Linked DNA regions of Mus musculus: region 1 is linked to region 2. A link is a loop called in an ENCODE intact Hi-C map of the cell type or tissue named here. Cell type or tissue: left cerebral cortex. All regions are shown on one strand.

Region 1 (5,000 bases), 490 kb after region 2:
CCCCTAGCCCCCGTGTGCCAGACACACAAATGCTACTGAAGGGAGATAACTGTGCCGGAAGGGCCAATGTTTGAGGAGGTTTGTTCCAGATAAATTAATCAAATATAGTGATCACTTTGAGGAAACATTTGGCCTTGGGATATTAAGGGTGACCAAGAATTAATTAAAGAGAACAACAATGGCAGGGACAGGAACATGTGCAAAGGTCCTGAAGTGAGACAAAAAGCCATGATGGAAAACTGAAGAAGAGTCTATGTATCCCCAAGCACAGAGGCGCATGCTTGCAATCCCAGCTACCTGAGAGACTACATCAGGAAGAAAACAAGTAGAAGCTAGCCATAAGGCCTGGCCTAAATTTATTTATTTACTTATGTATTTATTTAGAGTGCTAGGATTGAATTCAGGGCCTCCCTGTGTGCTGTGTGTGTGTGTGTGTGTGTGTGTGTGTGTGTGTGTGTGTATGTATGTATGTATGTATGTATGTATTATGTATCTATTTTGTGTACAATTTGTGGAGTCTGTTCTCTCCTTCCAACACGTGGGTCCTGGGGATCAATTTTGTGTCATCGGACTTGGTGGTAAGCACATTTATTTACCCAAGGAGCCATTTTTCTGGCTCAGCATAATCAATTTGTAAATTTTAAATATTGTTCCTGCTGTAGAGCAAGAGATAAAATAGGAATACTTTAAAATGGGACACTGACTTCAGACCAATTAGAAGGTAACTTCAAGAGACACAGTAAGAGCATGGTAGCCCAGACTAGGGTGATAGAAGAAGAAACAGAAGTGGTTAGATCTGATATTTGGTTTGAAGACAAAATGAACACAAAGTCATGGCAGTATGGACATAGGAGAAAGGGAAATGGGTACTGATGAGGGCAAGATTCCTGGCTTGAAAATGATATAGATATATGATTCATTAGGAAAAGAACACTGGTGGCTTACACAGACTAGACTTTTAGATATGTAGTATCTCGGTGTGGTGCTCACAATTTGAAGACATGACCTGGAGAACAAGGAGAGCAAGCTTAAGTTCAAAATCTGTTGCTTTGGCATTCCATTCGCAGATCCTTCCTCCTACATAGGCTGGCTTGATCTTGCTCTGATGTTGAAGGTGGGTTGTCAGACCAAAAAACAGCGGGGGGGGGGGGGGGCAAGGTTCCTCCGCTGTGGTTAGGCGTGAGGAGCACCCCGAATGTGCAATTATCCCCTACAACTAACTTAACCACTTTCTATTTGTCATTCACAGGGCAATACCACATACAGGCTCATTTCACCCGACAACGGTGTGAGAAATTCTAACGTGCGTCTAGGAAACAGAGACAGCAGGTTTAAATTCCCTGTCCTCAGAATCATCTGGAGACTGCTCTTAACATCGCCCTGCCTCCTGAGCATCCACTCTGTGCAAGGAAAAAGACTTAAGAAGCTACCACATAACGAGGTCCTAGTAGATGTCAGGCTCTTAGGAAATTAAAAAGACACCAAGCCCTTACAACTCCATGGCTTTTAAGGACGTTTTCCCACACACACACACACACACACACACTTACCCTGAGTGAGATCACATTAAACTTTCAAAAATGTTTCCTGTAGCGAACATGGGATGGGAGTGAGGAAGTGAAGATGGACCCAAGCAGCAAGGGACCACCCCAAACACCAGACCAGGGGAAAATGAGGTCCCGGGTGTTTGGGTCCCCCGAGACTCCTAAAAGGGTCCGTGATCATCCCCAGGACCCTCCTCCGCGCAGGACGCCTGGCCGACCGCTGGCTGGAGCCCTGAGGCCCGTTTGCCTGCGGTTGTCATAGCAACGGGGCTCGAAGGCTGCCTAACCCTCCCGCCCACCTTTTCCCTCAGGGTAGGGCGAGTCAGCGTTGCGAGGCCACTCACCACAACGGCCGGCGGGCTGCCCCTGACAGAGGCACACACTTGGACCCGAGTGGTCCCCCAGCCCCGAACGCCACACCTAAAGAAGCTGAACTTTTCTAAGGCCCGGGATGCCGACCCAGGAGGTGGACGGGGTCTGCACCGGGACAAAGCGCGACAGCAAACGCGAAGCCCCAGCCTTCCGCGCGCAAGTGAGGCCTGTGAGGAGAGCGGGGGCCGCACAACGGCGCCCGCGTGCCCGGGAGCCTGGTCTCCGCGGGCCGCACCCCAGACACGGAGCGGGGAAGCCTGCCTCGAGCACCGTGTCAAGTAAAACGCTTTTCAACAGCACTGTCGCTATCGTGACGGGATGTTCCGACTTATTCTCAGTCATGGCCCAGGCGGCCGGTGCTCGTGCGGCGAGGCTCGCCCGTCCAGGGGGCCTCATACGATGTGAACGTGGTCAGGGCGTCTCTGCTGAGAGCTGGGTGTGGATCCTCACAGAAAGGCTGAAGTGGCCCGTGACGAGTCAAATAACATATCTCTAGACTTGTCCCAAGCCTCTGTGGGACCATCTCCAATGTATGTCGCAAGCAATGGAGCCGTGAAAAGCTGGCTACAGCTGTATGCTAATGTTCTATTATTGATCTGAACTAGGAATGGCTTCTGTGGGCGGGTCCTCTCTCCAGCAGCTGTCGGGAAGAAATTCAACTCTACTTGGACTAGCATAATTATTCAAGGCAGATGTCTTCTAAAATTAAGGTGATTGATAGCCAGTAACAGTACAGCAAAGCAATTAATTTTATTGCTTACAGGTGTACATTTGGCAACTACTTAATCCTGTTGCTTTCATAGGAGGGAAAAAAGTGCTCAAAATGGGCACAAGTAGTTGGTAACTTCATTTTGGAAACCATTTTTCAACCACAAATACTCCCTGCCATGTACTATATTAATAGAACTTTGGGATCTTGGCCAAGCAATGTTCTGGAAAATTACAGAACTATCGTCTAACAAGAGTCTGGAAGAGATGTGAGAATTTGCACTCTGTATGTCCCCCTTGCCTGTATAGAAAGATGGCATGATTGCCCATCCAAGCCTAAGTCTGAGCATGAGTTTGAGGAGATAAACTACTATCTGCTTCACTGAACTGTGACATGCATGGATCCGCCTTTAACAAACCCCTACGAAGGCTTTTAGACTCCGGACCCTTCCAAAAAACAACTTCAAACATCTGACAAAGCCTAGTTAAGGGACAACACTGGTAGGAAGAATTGTTGGAAAGGCATGCTGGTGAGTCCTCCCCTGCAGTCTGTCAGTGATGCCCAAACTTGCTCAACACCAGACATCTACCGGGAATTTTTGTTTTACTTTATTTTGTGTTTAAGTGTAGATTCACAAATTATACACTCAGAGATTCTGATTAAATAGGTCCCAGTTTTGAACGGGTGGGTAGGTGTGTGTGTGTGTGTGTGTGTGTGTGTATGTGTTTCTAGCACTGGTTAGGAACCAGTAGGCTAGGGTTTTGTTTTGTTTTGTTTTGTTTTTTCTGAGTTGGGTCAGACCATCGAAGCACACTGTGTTTGTAGTCTGGGAAGATAGTTTCAGTTGATAAAATACTGACTTCAAGCATGAGTACCTGAGGTTGATTCCCAGAACCCAAGTTAAAAAAAATAAATTGAAAACTGGGCACAGAGGCACATGCTAATAATCCCAGCACTAAGGAGGTAGAGACAGGAGGTTTCCTGAGGCTTACTGGCCAGCTATCATAGACTAATTGGTAAGTTTCAGACCAGTGAGCAGTCAAAAACCAAAGTTGACAGTTCCTTGGAACAACACCACCTAAAGCTGACTTCTAGCCTAAACACACACACGCACACACACGCACACACGCACACACGCACACATACACACATACACACAGGTCCATTTATTTGGGTGCATATGAACATGTATCTCTGCCGTGTTTATATGGAGATCAGAGGACAACTCTTGGGGCTCAGTTCTCTCCTGCCACCTTGTGGGATTTGCAGTTCAAACAAGTTCAGGCCTGCATATGTGCAACCTCTACCCACTGAGCTGTCTCACTGATACCCTCCAAAATGTTTAAGGCTGAGTGTACCACCTTATCTTCCCCTTGGAACTCTGCCTATCGCAAGTCTTTAGCATCAGCCTTGCTCCATTTGCTTATATTAAGAAACGATATCAGTGGCTTGCAAGCACGGCTTGGTAGATAAAGACACTGAGTAGATAAAGATACCAATCCTGACAACCTGTCCCATTCCCAGAACACATGCAAAGGTAAGAGAAAGCCAACACCTGCATGTTGTCCTCTGACCTCCATACATGCACCGTGGCACAAGCACATGTGCACACATGTGCAGACACAATAATAAAAATAAATAAGTTTTAAATAAGAATGGAGCTTTTCCCCTGACAGTAAGTAAAATATTTGTGACATCTCTGCATTTGTTAGAGGGTTTGTTTTGTTTGAGACAGAACTCACTATACAACTCTAGGCGTCCTAAAACTCGATGTGTAGACCAGGCTGGCCACAAACTCACAGAGACCCACTTGCCTGCTGGGTACTGGAATATAAGGCATGCACCACTCTGCCTAACTTTAAAGCGGTTTTAAGAATGTCCCAACCCCGTAGCAGAATCTTTCCAGCTTATCTAAGCCAGGGTTTCTCCTTTTTTTGGTTCATAAGCCACTAAAAAGAAATATGTTTTATATTGCCACCCACTGTATATGTATTTACTAACAGAAACACTTCTGAGATTTAGTTGGCCTCTAATTCCATCTGGAGAAGGTTCTAGGCTCTACAGGACCAGAGTGAGTGCTGGGGATGTAACTCAGCAAAAGAGGACCCACCTAGCATGTGTACCGCCCTGGGTTTGCCAGGACTGCAAAATAAATGAACAACTCATATGATTAGATTAGGCCCATCCAAAAATTCAGGATAGTCCCCCACTTCTATAAAGAAATAGCTGTGGGTATAGAGCCCTTGCCAACTAATATAATTACTTTATGCCCCCATAGGACAGTCCATGCAAGAAACTTTCAATTCTGTTAGGAAAAATAGTCATGCCTTATCCGTATGAAGGGAGAAAACCATGAGATCAACTTCATTTCCCTT
Region 2 (5,000 bases):
TCCCCCGGGAAACCCTTGCTGTGTCTTTGACAGTGCTTGTTTTTCTAAAATTCAGAGGAACCGTTCTCGCCTTCCCAAGGCTAATTCCCAGAGGAACTCTCTCTCTCCTAGGGTCTTCCCTGTGGTGATCCCCTTTGTCTCCCCTTAGCTGGCAGAACTACAGGTTTGTCAACTTTCTCTCCTGGTGGTAGCACCTGATGCATCTCTTTCTTTGCATCCTAGGCCTCCGCTGGTCCAGGACACTTTTAATTCTCTGTCCTCAGCACAGCCCTATTAACCTGCTGACCCCCACCTCTCACTTCAGTGAAACTGCTCTTCTGAACGGCAGTGTTCTGTCTAGAAAAAACTAGAGCCCTGGGGGTAAGGACTTAAAGATCATAGAACCATCCCCCAAATGGCTCCACTGTCTACAGTTGGGTAGAGACAGATAGTAGCATATGCCAAATGCCTAATGAAAATATAGAAGAGTTTAAAGCTATGCTAACCTTTAGTAGTAACTAAAGGTGGGGTTTTGCTCCTATACAAACAAATCAGAGATTCTGGAGTTAGACAACCAGGATTCAAATCATGGCTCCAGCTAACTAACTTCAAAGAACTTCCCTGGGGCACAGTAGTCACTGCTGTTGCTCTTTTATTAGTTAGCACATAACTGTCCTCGGAAACCCTGATTTTTCACTAGCTGCGTAGGAGATTGTTATTCTCCTTTTTAGGCCATGAAATGAAAACATTTCTGGGGTCCTGTCTCCAAACGTCGTCTTTTCTTGTCACCCAGATATCCTCAATATCTTGGGAGTTTTGTAAAGAAAATAGAATCCCCAGCCAATGTCTGAATTACCTAGATAAGGCTATTAGGACGCTGGACTTTGTTTGTGTAAAAGTTCCCAGGTGTAAAACCACTGGTTGGGCTGTTCTCTGGAGCCCCTGGTCTATAGCAACCACCTCTGTTTGGCTTTCAAAACATAAATATTAAATGCAAAAAGATCACGCAACCTCACATTGCTGTTAAAATATTAAACAACATGTGTACAAAGCATACAGATATTAAAAATTAAACTCTGGGCTAAGGAGGTAGCTCAGTTGTTAGAGTATTTACCAGTCTTGCTGGAGGTCCTGGTTCAATCCCAGCACTACATAAAACAAGCATGGGAGTACACACATGTAGTCCCAGCACTCGGGAGGTAGAGGCAGGAAGATAAAGAGTTCGTGAGCATATAGAATGAGTTTTGGGCTAGTCTGTGCTGCATATAGCCCTCAGAAAAGGGGAAGTGGGAGTTCTATAATTCAGCTGACTTACTCTGACCTCCATGCGTAAACTGTTCTTCGTGGACAGTTCTTGAGCTCTGGCTTGGGCTCAGTTTTTCCAGGCCAGGCTTGCGACTCAACTGGTACCAAGGCTGGGAAAGCCAGAGCAGCTGTGTGTCTCTCTCCACGTGTTTTCTTAGGCTTGTTCATGTTGTGGCACAAGGTTTCTCAGGTGGGATACCTACATTGTGTGTGGATCTCTTTTACTTCTCCGTGGCTAGCTTCACTTCTGGTGGCCATGACAGCTCTTGACACTTTCATCATACTCAAGACCTTCGCACTCATTTGTTTGTGGTACAGCAGTAACTAGGGATTGAACCCAGGGCCCTATGTGTACTGGGCAGGTGCTGTACCACTGAGGTATGAATACCTCCAGGCCTCCTTTTAAGTTTACTCTGAGTCAGGGTCTCACAGGGCTGCCCTTGAACTCTTCACTGTGCAGGCCTCACATTTTTTCAGCTCCCCTGTCTTAGCCTCCTGAGAAGCTATGATTGCCGTCCTGTGTCACCTGACCAGACTGGGAGCCCTAGTCTCAGATGCTAAGCAAGTGGCCTTGTCTCTTCTGGCTCCTTAGAAAGACTGATCATGCCACGAATGACCTCCTGTTATTTTCTAATTTCATGTAATTTCCAATCCCTAAAGTCACTCCATTTGGGGGACTTTCGTTGTTGTTGCTTCCTTTTTATTTTTACTGTTATAAATAATTCTATAGTAAACATCCATGTTTGTATAGAACTTTCCTTCATGTCTCATGTCTGAGTATTTGATTACCACAGACACCTGGAAGCAGGGTTGCTAGCTTTAGACTCTGGCTATTGAATTGTCTTCTGTTCTCACAGATCACTTTGAATGCCTTCTTTGACAGTAAGCTGTTCACTGGTTTAGCCTTTTAGACTCTGAGTCAAAGTGAAATAACTCTATAGAACTTTTGGCATGATCTGGCTAAAAAGCCCAGCTCCACCAATTACTAGTTATGTGACAGGGGGTGTGGCCCCCAGTTACAAAATAGATAACAGTATCAGTCTTTTAAAGTAATCCACTCATTAAATATTTTTTTAGCACTAATGCCAGGCAGTGTTCTAGAAACTGGGAATGACACAGCCGACAAAACAGGGCCCCAGTCTCATAGTGCTTGCTGACTAGTGGGACTGAGATAGATGTGGGCAAATACCAAGCAACTTGTATAAGTGCAGAGAAGAAAAATATGAACAGGGGCTGATTGTGCAGGCAGGTGGAAAAGGGAAGTGTTCCACCGTGCAGTGTGAGGCAGCTTCCTGGCAAGGTGATACTTCAATCGGTCCTGTGGGGAAGAGCAAGAGAATGAATCCTTTGGTGAATGGGGAAGAGTGTCCCCTAGGGGGCAGCACTGAGAGGTTGTAAGGTCAGATTGTGGCTAGAGTGTTGCTGAGCAAGCAGGTAGTCCTTACTCATCGTTCTTCCCCCAAATTCTGTACCTCATGAGTCATCCTCAGAGAGCCACTGATTTGACTTGATGATATGTCCTAGAATTTTATATGTGTCATCACTCAATATATGCCGTCACAATGCCTTCTTTCACACAGAGCCATTCGGTGTTCCTCCTGGTTGCCCGAGTCAGTAGACCATATCTTTTTACTGCTGAGAAAATTTTCAATATACAGATATACTGCAGTTTATCTAGTCACCTACTGGCAGACTTGTGGGTTGCTGTTAGTTTGGGGCTATTATAAATATAGCTTTTGTGACTATCAAGCACAAGTCTATGTATGAGTGTGTGTTTTTGTTTTTCTTGGATGAACATTTAGCAGAGGAATGTCTGGATTATATGGTTATTGTACATTTTACTTTTTAAGAAACTTTTCCAAAGTGAGTGAAACATTGAATACTCTCAGGAGCAGTGGTTAGGAGTCCTAGCTCCCCCACATCCTTGAGACAAGCCAGTGCAAGGAAAAATTTTAGCTTGAAGTATTCCAATAGGTATATAGTAGTATGTTGTTGTGACTTTATTTTACATTTCCCTCGATATTAACTAACAATAATAAGACAATTTTCATGTGCTTATCTACCATCTGTACATCTTTGGGAGGAAGCATATTGTTTAAGGGTTTTCCCTAATTTCAAATCGAGTGTCACCACTTGTTAGAATTTATGAGTCCTTTTGCTACTTTGGCTGTGTTGTGTGTGTGTGTGTGTGTGTGTGTGTGTGTGTGTGTGTGTGTGTGTGTGTGTGTATTTGGAAATCACATATGTGGAGGTCAGGACAATGGGCATGAATAAGTTATCTCCTTCCACCACGTGGGTACCCAGGATCAAACTCAGGTTGTCTGGCATGGCAGCAGATTCCCTTCCCAACTAAGCCATCTTGCTGGTGTGTGTGTGTGTGTGTGTGTGTGTGTGTGTGTGTGTGTGTATGTGTATTCAGACAGGATCTCATATAACCTCAGGATCTATGTAGCAGAGACTGGCCTTCACCTCCTGACCCTCCTGCATCCACCTCTGATAAGTGTGTGCACCATGCCTGCTGGCTTGCTGTCCCTCAACGGCCTAACTAAAAGTGGAAAACAGCTAGACCCATTCCCCAGCCTAGGCTGTACCGCCCCTTCCCTGTGGACGACAGTTGAGAGGCTTACAGGCCTCCAGGGACCTAAGGCCAAGGAAATCACAGTGAAAGGTTTCCCTGTGATTTAAATAAATGAGGAAGATAAAAGTGTTCCTAGAAATGTCTCCTTCTCTGTGTTAAATTTGGTTCCATCCTACTTTCCAGTGTGCGGTGATAGTTTTTATTGGGTTGTTCTTTTTTGTTTTGTTTGTCTGAGACAGGCTATCTCTGTATAGCCCTAGCTTTACTCCTACGTAGACCAGGCTGGCCTTGAATCTTGGCAGTTATCCTGACTTCCCCTCCTGTGTGCTGGCATTATGGGTGCATGCTGTCATGCCTGGCTATATAGATATATAGGTTAATAAACAGACAGACAGACAGACAGACAGATGAAACTGGAGTGAACATTCAGTGGATAAGGCAACTGCTACTTTTCCAGAAGACCTGAGCTTGATTCACAGCACCCACTTCAGGCAGGTCACAACCACCCATGATTACAGCTACAGTGCTGACACCTTCAGTGGGTGTCCTCAGTTACCCGAATACATGTGGTATATATACAGATGCACATGCAATGCATACATATAAATAAGAAACAGTGTTTGAAAGTTTTAAAGAGATCCAAAATTAACTAATTATTTTTTTATTTTATGTGTGTGAGTATTTCCCTGCATACATGTATGTGTACCACATGTGCCTGGTGCCACCAAGAGCAGAAAAGCATGTCAGATTCCCTGGAACTGGAATTATAGGTGGTTGTTAGCTACCATATGAGAGTTGGGAATTGAACCTGGATACTGTGCAAAGCAGGCTGTGCTCCAAACTACTGAACCATCCCTCCAGCCCCCATACCACTTCCTAAAAAAAGACCTTTTCCTGAGTGCACTCTGAGCTGGTATTGAGAAATCAAGGTGAGCATGGTGGAATTAGCCAGCAGCTCAAAGACCTAGAAAGGAGGTCATTTCAGCCCTGGCACTCAGGGACAGCCTAGACAACATGGTGAGATCTAGTCTTAAAGGGGAAGCAGGGGAGCAAGAGATCAGAGGACAGTCAGTCACCAAGTCAGGTGTCCTTGTTATAAGTTATGTCTAGCCTGGCCTGCTGATCTGATTCTTTTTGC

The links. A loop is a pair of places that touch in the nucleus more often than their neighbours do. Peaks named below come from ENCODE experiments on the same cell type or tissue, not always from the same donor. Only the 100,000 strongest peaks of a DNase experiment are listed, where the experiment ranks them.
Region 1: it touches region 2 in a loop (2.7-fold over the local background); 5 of 42 quality-filtered maps call a loop at or near these places.

What each region holds. Positions count from the first base shown.
Region 1 is chr7:109,437,029-109,442,028 of GRCm38, forward strand. Stk33 (serine/threonine kinase 33) reads right to left here and starts at 2,025. Exons shown (of 14, transcript NM_054103.1): 1 at 1,889-2,025. It overlaps 1700095J03Rik (RIKEN cDNA 1700095J03 gene), which reads left to right and starts at 1,590. Exons shown (of 2, transcript NR_152110.1): 1 at 1,590-3,154. In left cerebral cortex, no CTCF peak of the experiment used is centred here; DNase peaks (open chromatin) are centred at 1,897, 2,238, 2,456 and 2,939; H3K4me3 peaks cover 947 bases.
Region 2 is chr7:108,951,734-108,956,733 of GRCm38, forward strand. Gm39067 (a long non-coding RNA gene) reads right to left here and starts at 2,979. Exons shown (of 2, transcript XR_869864.3): 1 at 2,757-2,979; 2 at 2,426-2,602. In left cerebral cortex, a CTCF peak has its summit at 2,648 (motif pointing right); a DNase peak (open chromatin) is centred at 2,681; H3K4me3 peaks cover 372 bases.